Linked DNA regions of Homo sapiens: regions 2 and 3 are each linked to region 1. Evidence: chromatin contacts called from ENCODE Hi-C or POLR2A ChIA-PET data. All regions are on one chromosome and are shown on one strand. Each heading gives the region's core, a stretch centred on a gene start or an enhancer-like site at or near the end of the contact. The rest is flanking DNA. Distances are from core to core; before and after follow the strand shown.

Evidence for each region. Hi-C counts contacts between places; a loop is a spot of excess contacts on that map. ChIA-PET counts read pairs that join two places held with the same protein, here RNA polymerase II (POLR2A). Pooled maps may share reads with other maps.
Region 2: a loop to region 1 is called in a pooled map, with 9 times the contacts of the local background. The contact joins the enhancer-like site here to the promoter of SLC38A12 in region 1. A Hi-C loop is called at or near these places in 7 of 50 pooled maps. POLR2A ChIA-PET finds 5 or more read pairs at or near these places in 3 of 52 experiments (OCI-LY7, Panc1 and WTC11).
Region 3: a loop to region 1 is called in a pooled map of gastrocnemius medialis, with 9 times the contacts of the local background. The contact joins the promoter of SUMO2 here to the promoter of SLC38A12 in region 1. A Hi-C loop is called at or near these places in 12 of 50 pooled maps. POLR2A ChIA-PET finds 5 or more read pairs at or near these places in 3 of 52 experiments (CD8-positive, alpha-beta memory T cell, GM12878 and OCI-LY7).

The regions. Positions count from the first base shown.
Region 1 is chr17:74,775,222-74,778,438 of GRCh38, reverse strand. It overlaps SLC38A12 (solute carrier family 38 member 12), which reads right to left and starts at 1,940. Exons shown (of 10, transcript NM_017728.4): 1 at 1,862-1,940; 2 at 1,064-1,175. The coding sequence starts at 1,108. NAT9 (N-acetyltransferase 9) reads left to right here and starts at 2,094. Exons shown (of 7, transcript NM_015654.5): 1 at 2,094-2,172; 2 at 2,732-2,817. The coding sequence starts at 2,741. RefSeq lists an enhancer at 2,293-2,412.
Region 2 is chr17:74,512,844-74,515,962 of GRCh38, reverse strand. No RefSeq gene overlaps it. Among named protein-coding and RNA genes, the nearest start is that of CD300LB, 17 kb to the left of the region's middle. Within about 2 kb of position 1,827, at least 4 of the 41 ENCODE cell types and tissues checked have a DNase peak (open chromatin) inside an H3K27ac peak, as active enhancers do; they include OCI-LY7, where a contact is called at or near this core.
Region 3 is chr17:75,181,312-75,184,698 of GRCh38, reverse strand. It overlaps SUMO2 (small ubiquitin like modifier 2), which reads left to right and starts at 1,740. Exons shown (of 4, transcript NM_006937.4): 1 at 1,740-1,885. The coding sequence starts at 1,865. RefSeq lists silencers at 1,441-1,670, 1,801-2,200 and an enhancer at 1,782-2,432.

The DNA of each region.
Region 1 (3,217 bases), core at 691-3,190:
CAGGCTAGGAAGCTATGTACAAGGCAGGGCAGCTGTTGAAGGCAGGTCAAGTTCTAGAAAACTCTTGCTACTTAGGGCAGTGCTGCTTTTGCCTGGGAGGGTTGGTAGCAACCTGAGTCAACCATCTGATTATTCCAACCCTCTGGCTACTTATCCAGGCAAGAGGGCCCTGTGATGTAACAACTATGACCAATCATACGTTACATAGAGAAGATAAACTGCGTGTGTGTTGGGGGCAGCCAGAGGTAACACAGACCTAAGACAGTGAGAATCAATCATTCTAATTGTTCTAATTGCAGAGTCCACCAAACTGTAATTAGAAGTCTCTGTATGCTTTCGCTGCTTCTTACGCCATCCAAGACTATAAAAGTTGTGCAATTTAAAATTCAGTAAAGACCAAAGCGGTTTCCAACTGCTGAGATGAGCAAAACCCAGAGTCAACAGCTGTCAATCACTGTTCATCTGAAGGGCAGCACTGCAGGCAAGTGTGGTAGCCTGGAGATGAACATTATTTCTTTATTTTTGAGACAGAGTTTCGCTCTTTTTGCCCAGGCTGGAGTGCAACGGCTCGATCTCAGCTCACTGCAACGTCCGCCTCCCGGGTTCAAGCGATTCTCCTGCCTCAGCCTCCCGAGTAGCTGGGATTACAGTGCCACCATGCCCGGCTAATTTTGTATTTTTAGTAGAGACAGGGTTTTACCATGTTGGCCAGGCTGGTCTTGAACTCCTGACCTCAGGTGATCTGCCCGCTTCAGCCTCCCAAAGTGCTGGGATTACAGGCGTGAGCCACCGTGCCCAGCCCGGGATTAACATTATAAACAGCATGGCGATTTTGTTTGGCTTGACCACTCTGACAAACACCTTAAAAAGAGAATAAATCTGACTTACATTCTGAGCCACCACAGCAGCACTGTAGTCGCTGCCCCATGGAACTCCCCCATCCTGCTTCCACTATGGTCTGCTCAAGCAGCAGCACTCACTAGTCCCATCTCCAGCAAGCAATGTGCTTTTCTAGAAGCCAGGAACACTTAAGTGAGCAAAAGGTTCTATAAGTCACACTCACGTAGGAAGAGTAGAGTTCCCCGGTCTCTGTAATTTCACCCGCCATTTCCAAAAGTGAGGAAGGGCTGGCAGCAGAGGTTCCTTAGGTGCAAGGACGGCGGCTGCCGCAGCTCCTTAAAACAAAAGAGCAGGCTTCACCTATCTGATGGACTGAGACAGGGGTGGGAGGAGGCTTGCAGACTTCCCCTGCCACCTCTGGTTCTTTTATCACAGACACTTAGGGCCTCAGTATCTGTCACAAGACTCACCCCCGAGGGAGGGGTCACCCTGGATGACAGAAATCTGGACGGTTTCTTCTAACATTTCCCTTGCTGTGCAGGGCACTGCTCTGTGCCCAGCACGGATGTTTTCAATGCTGCTCGGGGTGCAAGTGATTTAAGGGGCCTCTAAAACCACTAAGTCTCACCCACCACAAGAGCCCCCTTTCCACGCTCTGGGGTGGTTATCCTCGTTTAGTTCCAGGAACCAGGAGCTCACTACCACACATGGGAGCCCAAGGAACTGTCTGCCGCCTCTGCCTAGGGCAGGGAGCTGGGGGCTTTCCTACATTGCCCTTCCAACTCCACTCTTGGCACTAAGGCCTCCTTTTTTTAATGGGGCCTCCACTCCCTGGCCCCACCTACTCTCTTAGGGTTCCCCACCCTCAAAGCTCCCTCTTTTCTCAAGAACCCCACTCCCAGCCTCTCCCTCTCTCTCCCTCCTGGAGGAGTCCCGAGTCTAGTGCCGCCCCGCCCCGCCCCAACCTATCCCGACCCGTCTCGTCCTCTCCCGCCCGTCCCGACCCGACCCGACCCAACACCTGCAGCACAGCCAGCTCCCAAGCCGCCGTCTCCCGCCGGTCCGCTGCTGCCGGCGCCAGCTGTCCAGCACCAGCTTCCGCAGCGCGCATGCGCCGGCCCCACAGCCCACCTTTTTCGCGCGCGCTGATTGGGCGCCTCGCGGGGGCGGGACCGGGATTGGGGCCTGGCGGCTGCCGTCAGCATGGCGGAAGTGGGCGGGGCGCGTTCTCACGCGCATGCGGAAGGGGCGGTAGCCGGCCGGGCCTGGGAACGTGGCTGGTTGGAGGAGGTAGATCACCCTTTCTGCGGGGGACGATTTCGTCGGTGGTAGGTGGGTGTGAGCTTGGCAGTACCCGGGTCCGCGTGGTTGGAGGGTCGAAGAGAGTGGTCTAGAACGCCACTCAAAGGGGAGGGCCTAAGACTAAGCCCGCCTTGCCCTGAAGTGGTCGGGGGCGGGGAGGGAGTGGCTAGAGCCCCGTGGGGTGGTCGCCGGGGTAAGAGGTTGGAAGTAGGTTTAAGGCAGGGCTGAAAGTTGATTCTGGGTTGGAATCCCTGGACTGGGGCAAGTAATGGGAGCTCTGGGGATACTTTGGTACTTGGTACTTGGTGCTTGGGTTTGAGGAATCGAAGTTCTGGGGAGTGGACGGAAGGAACCGGCAGAAACGGAGCCCAGGCTTGGCCTCTTGGAGTGGGAGTCAAGGATTGTTTAATTATCCTTAACCAGCCTGGTTCTCTTTCTTGCAAGAATTTTGGAGTCTGTATTCTTTGAAGTGTCTAGACGGAACTAATGACGGAAGTCAACTTAGCCCCAGCAGGAAAGCTGGAGCGCCTACCCAAAGTTGGAGGAAATTCAGGGTCCTGAAGTCTTTGCTCTCCCCATCTGCATGCAGGCTGCTACCATGAGGTTGAATCAGAACACCTTGCTGCTGGGGAAGAAGGTGGTCCTTGTACCCTACACCTCGGAGCATGTGCCCAGGTATCTTTCCCGCTTGACATGGGGTGCGTATCAGCACCCAGAGCTGTGTAAGGTACAGCCCCAGTCTCAGGGCTATTTCCCCTAAGAAGAAACATTGGTTGTGAGAAATAATTATATATGAGGGGGGAAAAAAGGCTGGGTGCCGTGGCTCACGCCTGTAATTCCAGGACTTTGGGAGGCTGTGGCAGGAGGATTGCTTGAGCCCAGCAGTTCGAGACCAGCTTGGGTAACGTAGCGAGACCTTGTCTCTACAAAAAAATACAAAAATTAGCCAGGCATGGTGGTGCACAGCTGCAGTCCCAGCTACTAGGGAGGCTGAGGTGGGAGGATTGCCTGAGCCCAGGAGATGAAGACTGCTGTGAGCTGTGATTGTACCACTGTACTCCAGCCTGGGTGACAG
Region 2 (3,119 bases), core at 578-3,077, 260 kb after region 1:
CAGCTTGCAAACAGCCTATTGTGGGACTTTACCTTGTGATTGTGTGAGTTCATTTTCCTAATAAACTCCCCTTCATATATATATATATATCTCCTATTAGTTCTGTCCCTCTAGAGAACCCTGAGTAATACAAGTACTAAACTTTATTTAGCTGCCAATTTCTGTTCTAAATCTATGTTTGTCAGGGAACAACTGGTCTGCAAATGCTAATGGCTTTACCTTGGCTCTCCTTCCTTACTTACTCACAAGCAGGTAGTTTCTGGTCCACCATTTTACCTGGGAGATAACGCCTTTGAGTATTCTGGCCGTAAGTGGAGTCTCAGACACAGCTCCCCACTTTGGGTGGCCTCAAGAACACACCCACGGAGGGAGTGTTCTAACCTCAGGGCATCCTTGGGGGCATCAATCAAGGAGAGATGGGGCCACAGGCCTGAGAGCAGGAAGCTGCAGAATTCTCCAAGGCACTGCTCAGGGTCCCCAGTCCAGAGGTCTCCTGTGTGTGGATATAGAATCTAGTGTGACCCTTTGACAGAGACGCCTCGTTGAGCCTTTGTGTCAGAGACACCACTTTTCATCCATTAATGATCGGCCATTTATCATGATGCAAGAGGAGAAAGAGAAAACAGGGGGTTCCAGCAAGGCCAGAGCAGCCAGAGATGGTGAACGATGTCACCCAACATCTGGCTCCCAAGTTTATGGAGGAAGAAGGGGATGTTTTGTGTCTTCTGGGGTTTCCTTTGGTAATGTGTCCCTGTGGTGGCCCTTGGTGTGCTATGATGAGCCACCTGCAGCAGTCAGCACTAGGAAGCCCCAGTAGAGATTGTGTTACCAGCGTGGCAGAGAACTCACAGCCTCTCCCCTGCTTGGTGAACAGGTGCTCCCCCTGGAATCATATGACATCAATCACCCATCACATGATCACCCATGATGTGACATCACCCATCACATGATTGCCCATCACGTGATGTCGCCCATCACGTGATATTGCCCATCACATGACATCACCCATCATATGATCGCCCATCACGTGATGTCGCCCATCATGTGATATCACCCATCACGTGACATCACCCATCACATGATCACCCATCACATGACATCACCTATCACATGACCACCCCCGCATGACATCACCCATTACATGATATCACCCATCACATGACCACCCATCACATGACATCACCTGTCACATGATCACCATCACATCACCCATCACATGATTGCCCATCACATCACCCATCACATGACATCACCCATCACATGACCACCCATTACATGACAGCACCCATCACATGATCACCCATCACATGACATCCCTGTCACATGACATCACTCATCACATGATCACCTATCACATGACATCACCCATCACATGACATCACTCATCACATGATCACCCATCACATGACATCACCTGTCACATGACCACATGTCACATGGCATCACCCATCACATGACATCACCCATCACATGATCACCTGTCACATGATCACCTGTCACATGACATCACCCATGATATGACATCACCCATCACATGATCACTTGTCACATGATCACCCATCACATGACATCACCCATCACATGACATCACCCATCACATGATCGTCGATCACATGACATCACCTATCACATGACCACCCCCACATGACATCACCCATTACATATCACCCATCACATGACCACCCATCACATGACATCACCTGTCACATGATCACCCATCACATGACATCGCCCATCCCATCACCCATCACATGACATCACCCATCACATGACCACTCATCACAGGATCACCTTGTCACATGACCACCTGTCACATGGCATCACCCATCACATGACATAACCCATCACATGGCATCACCCATCACATGACATCACCCATCACATGACATCATGCATCACATGACATCACCCATCACATGACATCACACATCACATGACATCACCCATCACATGACATCACCCATCACATGACATCACCCATCACATGACATCAATGTCCCATAGATAAGCAGAACACTAAATTGATTCTGTAGAGTGAATATGGGATGGAAAAATCCAACTCTAATCATACCCTACTCACCAAGCAGGAAAGACATGCATAAGCTTCACCTGAAAGTCTTATTTTAGGGCATTGTTGTGTAATCCCAGCATTTTGGGAGGCTGAGGCAGGATGTTTGCTTGAGCCCAGGAATTTGAGACCAGCCTGTACTGGCAAGACCCCCCATCTCTATAAAACATTTAAAATAATAAATAAATAAATAAATAAATAAATAAATAAAAACAAAGGCTGTGATTCCAGGAGCAGAATATTTGGTAATGGAACATAAAGAAAGACAAAGGCCAGGCAGGCCATTCGAGGCATCAGTTCAAGTCCATGCCCATGAGCTGCCTCCTGCCTGCTCAGGCAACCTCCCAGGCAGCTGAAATCAGAAAAACAGATGAGGGTCACAAGCATTCAGCTTCCTGGAAAGGAGTGTCCCCAAAATAAATCACTTGAGTTATTGTAGGGTCTCAGTCTCTCTTCTTGTCTGGATGGTGGTCGGGTTCTAGATTTGCAGGAATGAGGACCAGACCCAGGTAAATTCACCAAAGTCGTATCCCAAGAGGAGATCTCCCAACCATGGCCTTTGCATCGTTTAACTCATCAACCTCAGAAGCACTGGGGGGATTGACCCAACCACATGAAACCAGGTTTCCATGGCCCATTTTAGAAGGTAGAATCATCCCCAGGGGCACAGGTAACATATGTCCATCTGCTGGGCCCCAAGCCCAGCACATTCTCCTTAACTCCCACCTCAATGTCACCACTTCATGTCCTCATTAAATCCCACAAGAGGGAGGTCAGAAAGAAGTTCTGAACTTTTTCTGACCTCCCTGCAGTGGGATGAATTTGAGACTCAACACAGGCAGTCGGGGGAGGGAAGAGGAACTTATATCATGAGTTGATAACAGCACTGCGTGACTTGTGCACTCGCCGCATTTTAAAGGCTGGCAGTACCCCATTTTCACAATGTCCATCTCATCTGTCCTCCCTGACAGCTCAGGGTGGTAGGCCAGGCTATTCTTGAGTCCACACTGGACAAGGCTGTAAATAGACTTGAGTCACCTTATTTGAGCTG
Region 3 (3,387 bases), core at 491-2,990, 410 kb before region 1:
GGCAGCTGTTGTAGTGGTGTGTCACTCAGTTTAAGAGTGACAGGTCAGGAAGAAGGACCCATGTGGAAGGTAAAGTGAGGAGTTTTAGTTGAGAGTTGCTGGGTCTGAGGTGCCTCTGGGATATCCAAGTGGAGATGTTCAGAAATCAACTGGAAACTCAGAAGAAAGACGTGGACTAGAAATAATGGATTTGAGGATCATTAGCAAAGAGATGGTAATGAAAATCGGTGAAATCATCCTCGGAGAGGGAATGGAGTGATAAAAGGATCTTGAAGAAAACCCTAAGGAACAGTTAAGGGAAGGAGTGAGTAAGAAAAAAAATTGCAGAGAGAACAAAGGACAGGCTAGAGATGAGAGGAAAACCTACCTCCTGCAAAGTTCAAGAGGAGTGACAAACTGAGAAGCATACTGGATTCAGCAAAGAAGTCTGCGGTGACCTTGTGGAGAGCAGTTTTAGTGGAACTTTGGGGACAGCACCAGATTGCAGTGGGTTGAGGAGTGAGTGGGAGGGGAGGGGTTGGAGACAGCTGGCGGGGACATTTTTTCGAGCTGTTTGGCCAAGAATGGAGAGAGATAGGATGGTAACTTCATAGAATTGGGAGCTTTTTTTTTTTTTTCTATACTAACGGAGGAGAGGAAGAAAATTCAGGGACAAAAGGAAATAATAAAGCCCCGGGGGAAGAAGCGAGATGGAATCCAGTGCACACACATCGGATTGTTCTTCAGACAGGAGGGACGCATGTGTATGTTTTAACTGGATGCAACGAGGAAAGGATTAAATTGGCTGGAAGCTTGATTGTTGGGTAGTTCTCGCTTATGGATACTGTTTCCTCTTGGAAGACAGGCGATGAGTAAGGATCTCGTTGAATGAATACATGAATATTTTCCCGTAGCTAGTCAAAGTCTAGGGTTACCAGCAGGACAGAAGAAGACACTGTAGGCCGGGCGCGGTGGCTCACGCCTGTAATCCCAGCACTTTGGGAGGCCGAGGCGGGCGGATCACGAGGTCAGGAGATCGAGACCATCCTGGCTAACACGGTGAAACCCCGTCTCTACGAAAAATTAGCCGGGCGTTGTGGCGGGTACCTGTAGTCTCAGCTACTCGGGAGGCTGAGGCAGGAGAATCACTTGAACCCGGGAGGCAGAGGTTGCTGTGAGCCGAGATCGTGCCACTGCACTCCAGCCTGGGCGACTGAGCGAGACTCCGTCTCAAAAAAAAGAAGAAGAAGAAGAAGAAGAAGACACTGCATTTTAGGCAAGAGTCCGGTGGGAAGCAGGTTGAGATTGACTGAGAGGAAGTAACCATGGGAGGGCTGCTGGTCCACTGAATGAGAGAGATTTTTCCAGAACCTCATGCTGGGGCTTTGATTTAGGAATCCCCTTCCTCCTCTAGTAAGTCTGCCTTCCCTGGCCTATGGCTTACGTCTAAAGCCTCGAGCCTCATCGTTCCCACCGAGGACCAGCTGGAAGCCATTTTGATTATGCTCCACCACGAAGGAGGACAATACAGCCCCGCCCAGAGCCAGGCGCGCCCCCGCGGCGGGCCGGGTGCGCGTGTCCGCGCCTCTTCCCGCCGGCCGGGCGGGCGCCTGGCCCAGGACGCGGTGGCGTGGGACGGGGGGTGGGGGTGGTTATGTAAGCGTTGCGCGCTCCCGCGAGGCGCCAGCCAATGGGAGGCTTCGGCTACTCGTGCTCGCGCACGCAGGGTGGGGGGAGGGAGCGCACGACGTGCGCGCACCCTCTCCCCTCGTCCACCGCTGCCGCCTCCTTCTTCTGCCGCTCCTGGTGCTGCTTGTGTGCTCGTTTGGTGCGGACCTGGTACCTCTTTTGTGAAGCGGCAGCTGAGGAGACTCCGGCGCTCGCCATGGCCGACGAAAAGCCCAAGGTGAGCTCGCCGCCGGCCCCTTCGCCTCGCCGCGCGGTGGGGGTCATGGCGCGGGCCGGGGTCCGGCCAGAGCCCGCCGCTGGCTCCCAGCGCTTTCCCGGGCCCCCCACGGGGCCGGCCGCGGCTCAGGCCCGGGCGCTCCGCGCCATTTTCCTCCCTCCCTCTCTTCCTCCCTCCCGCGCCGAAGGAGGCCCCGCCGCTCTCTCCCGCCCCCGGCGGCCTCCGAGTGCGCGCCGGGCGCGAGTTGGGCGGGCAGAAAGCGGACGCCCGCGGACCCACCAGCCCCGAACGGGGATTCTTGGCCCAGCCGGCCGGCGCGCGTGAGGAGGGGCGTTAGGGCGCGCGGGGTCTCCACCTTCTGTCGACCCCGCGTCGGGTGTTGCAGTCTCCGAGGCGGCGAGGAGTCCTCTGGGCTCGGGCTTCACCTCTCGGGTAGGAACCGCGGGCATCTGGGGACCCCTGCCTGGGGCCGCGGCGGCGGGGCGAGGGTTCGGGGCGAATCAATGGGCTGCGGACGGGCAGGAACCTGGATGCCCGCGGGCCGCCGTCCTGGGCCTGGGGGTAGGGGGATTCCCGTGGAGTATTTCCCACTTTAATAGCCTCAGGGGCCCGAAGGGGGAGGGGCAGCGGCTTTTCCCTGGGTGCCAACGAACCCCTAATCCGCGAACACCATGTGGTTTCATGAAGTTGGAGGCACAGGTACGAGCAGAGAGACTTTGTGCGGCTTAACTTTTGAACGCGGCTTTTGAGGCACCCGGAGACTTCCCGGGAGGACTTGGGGACACCCATCATCGGGGCACACGGGACTTGCTGCTTTTAGTTTGGTGGCACCCCCCGCCTCCCGCGCCTTTACTTTCTGGAGCGTTTTAGGGCTACAGAATTGCTTCTGCACTCGATTTTGGACAACTTTAGGTTGGGTCGAAATCTACAAGAAACAAATCAGGATAAAACTGTGTATTTGACCCATGACAACAAAGGGGGGGAGGGGAGAATAAGTGCTCTTAACCGAAAATAAAAATGAAGCTGCTAATAGAGGAGAACGTTAACTGTGGTCCTGACTGAGTATTACCGCTGTTCCGGGGGGAATCGGGATATTCTTCGATTGTTTTTTTTGTTTGTGTGTTTCCTTTAATGGAGATTGGATTTAGGTTATTAAACTGAGTTTGGTAACTTTTTAATGACAACGGTAATGAGTTTTGAATGGCAGGCTGTAGATTTATTGTTTTGTTTCTTGCAGTTGTACTTAAAGTGCTTAGAAAAGAGAAGGGACTCTATTTTTAACTTTTTTGGGGGGTAAAGTATTTTGGGAGTGATATATGTCATTTTAGGAAGTTTAACTTCAAGAGAACGTTGCAATACACTGAATAGGACCCAACTTTAAACATATTGTTGCTACTGATAGTATTGCATGTAGGCTTTTCCGTATCTGACAGCTATCTAATACTGTTACTGCAGGATTTTTCCGCTTTCACATTGATTTCAGCAGCTGAAAACAGCAGTAT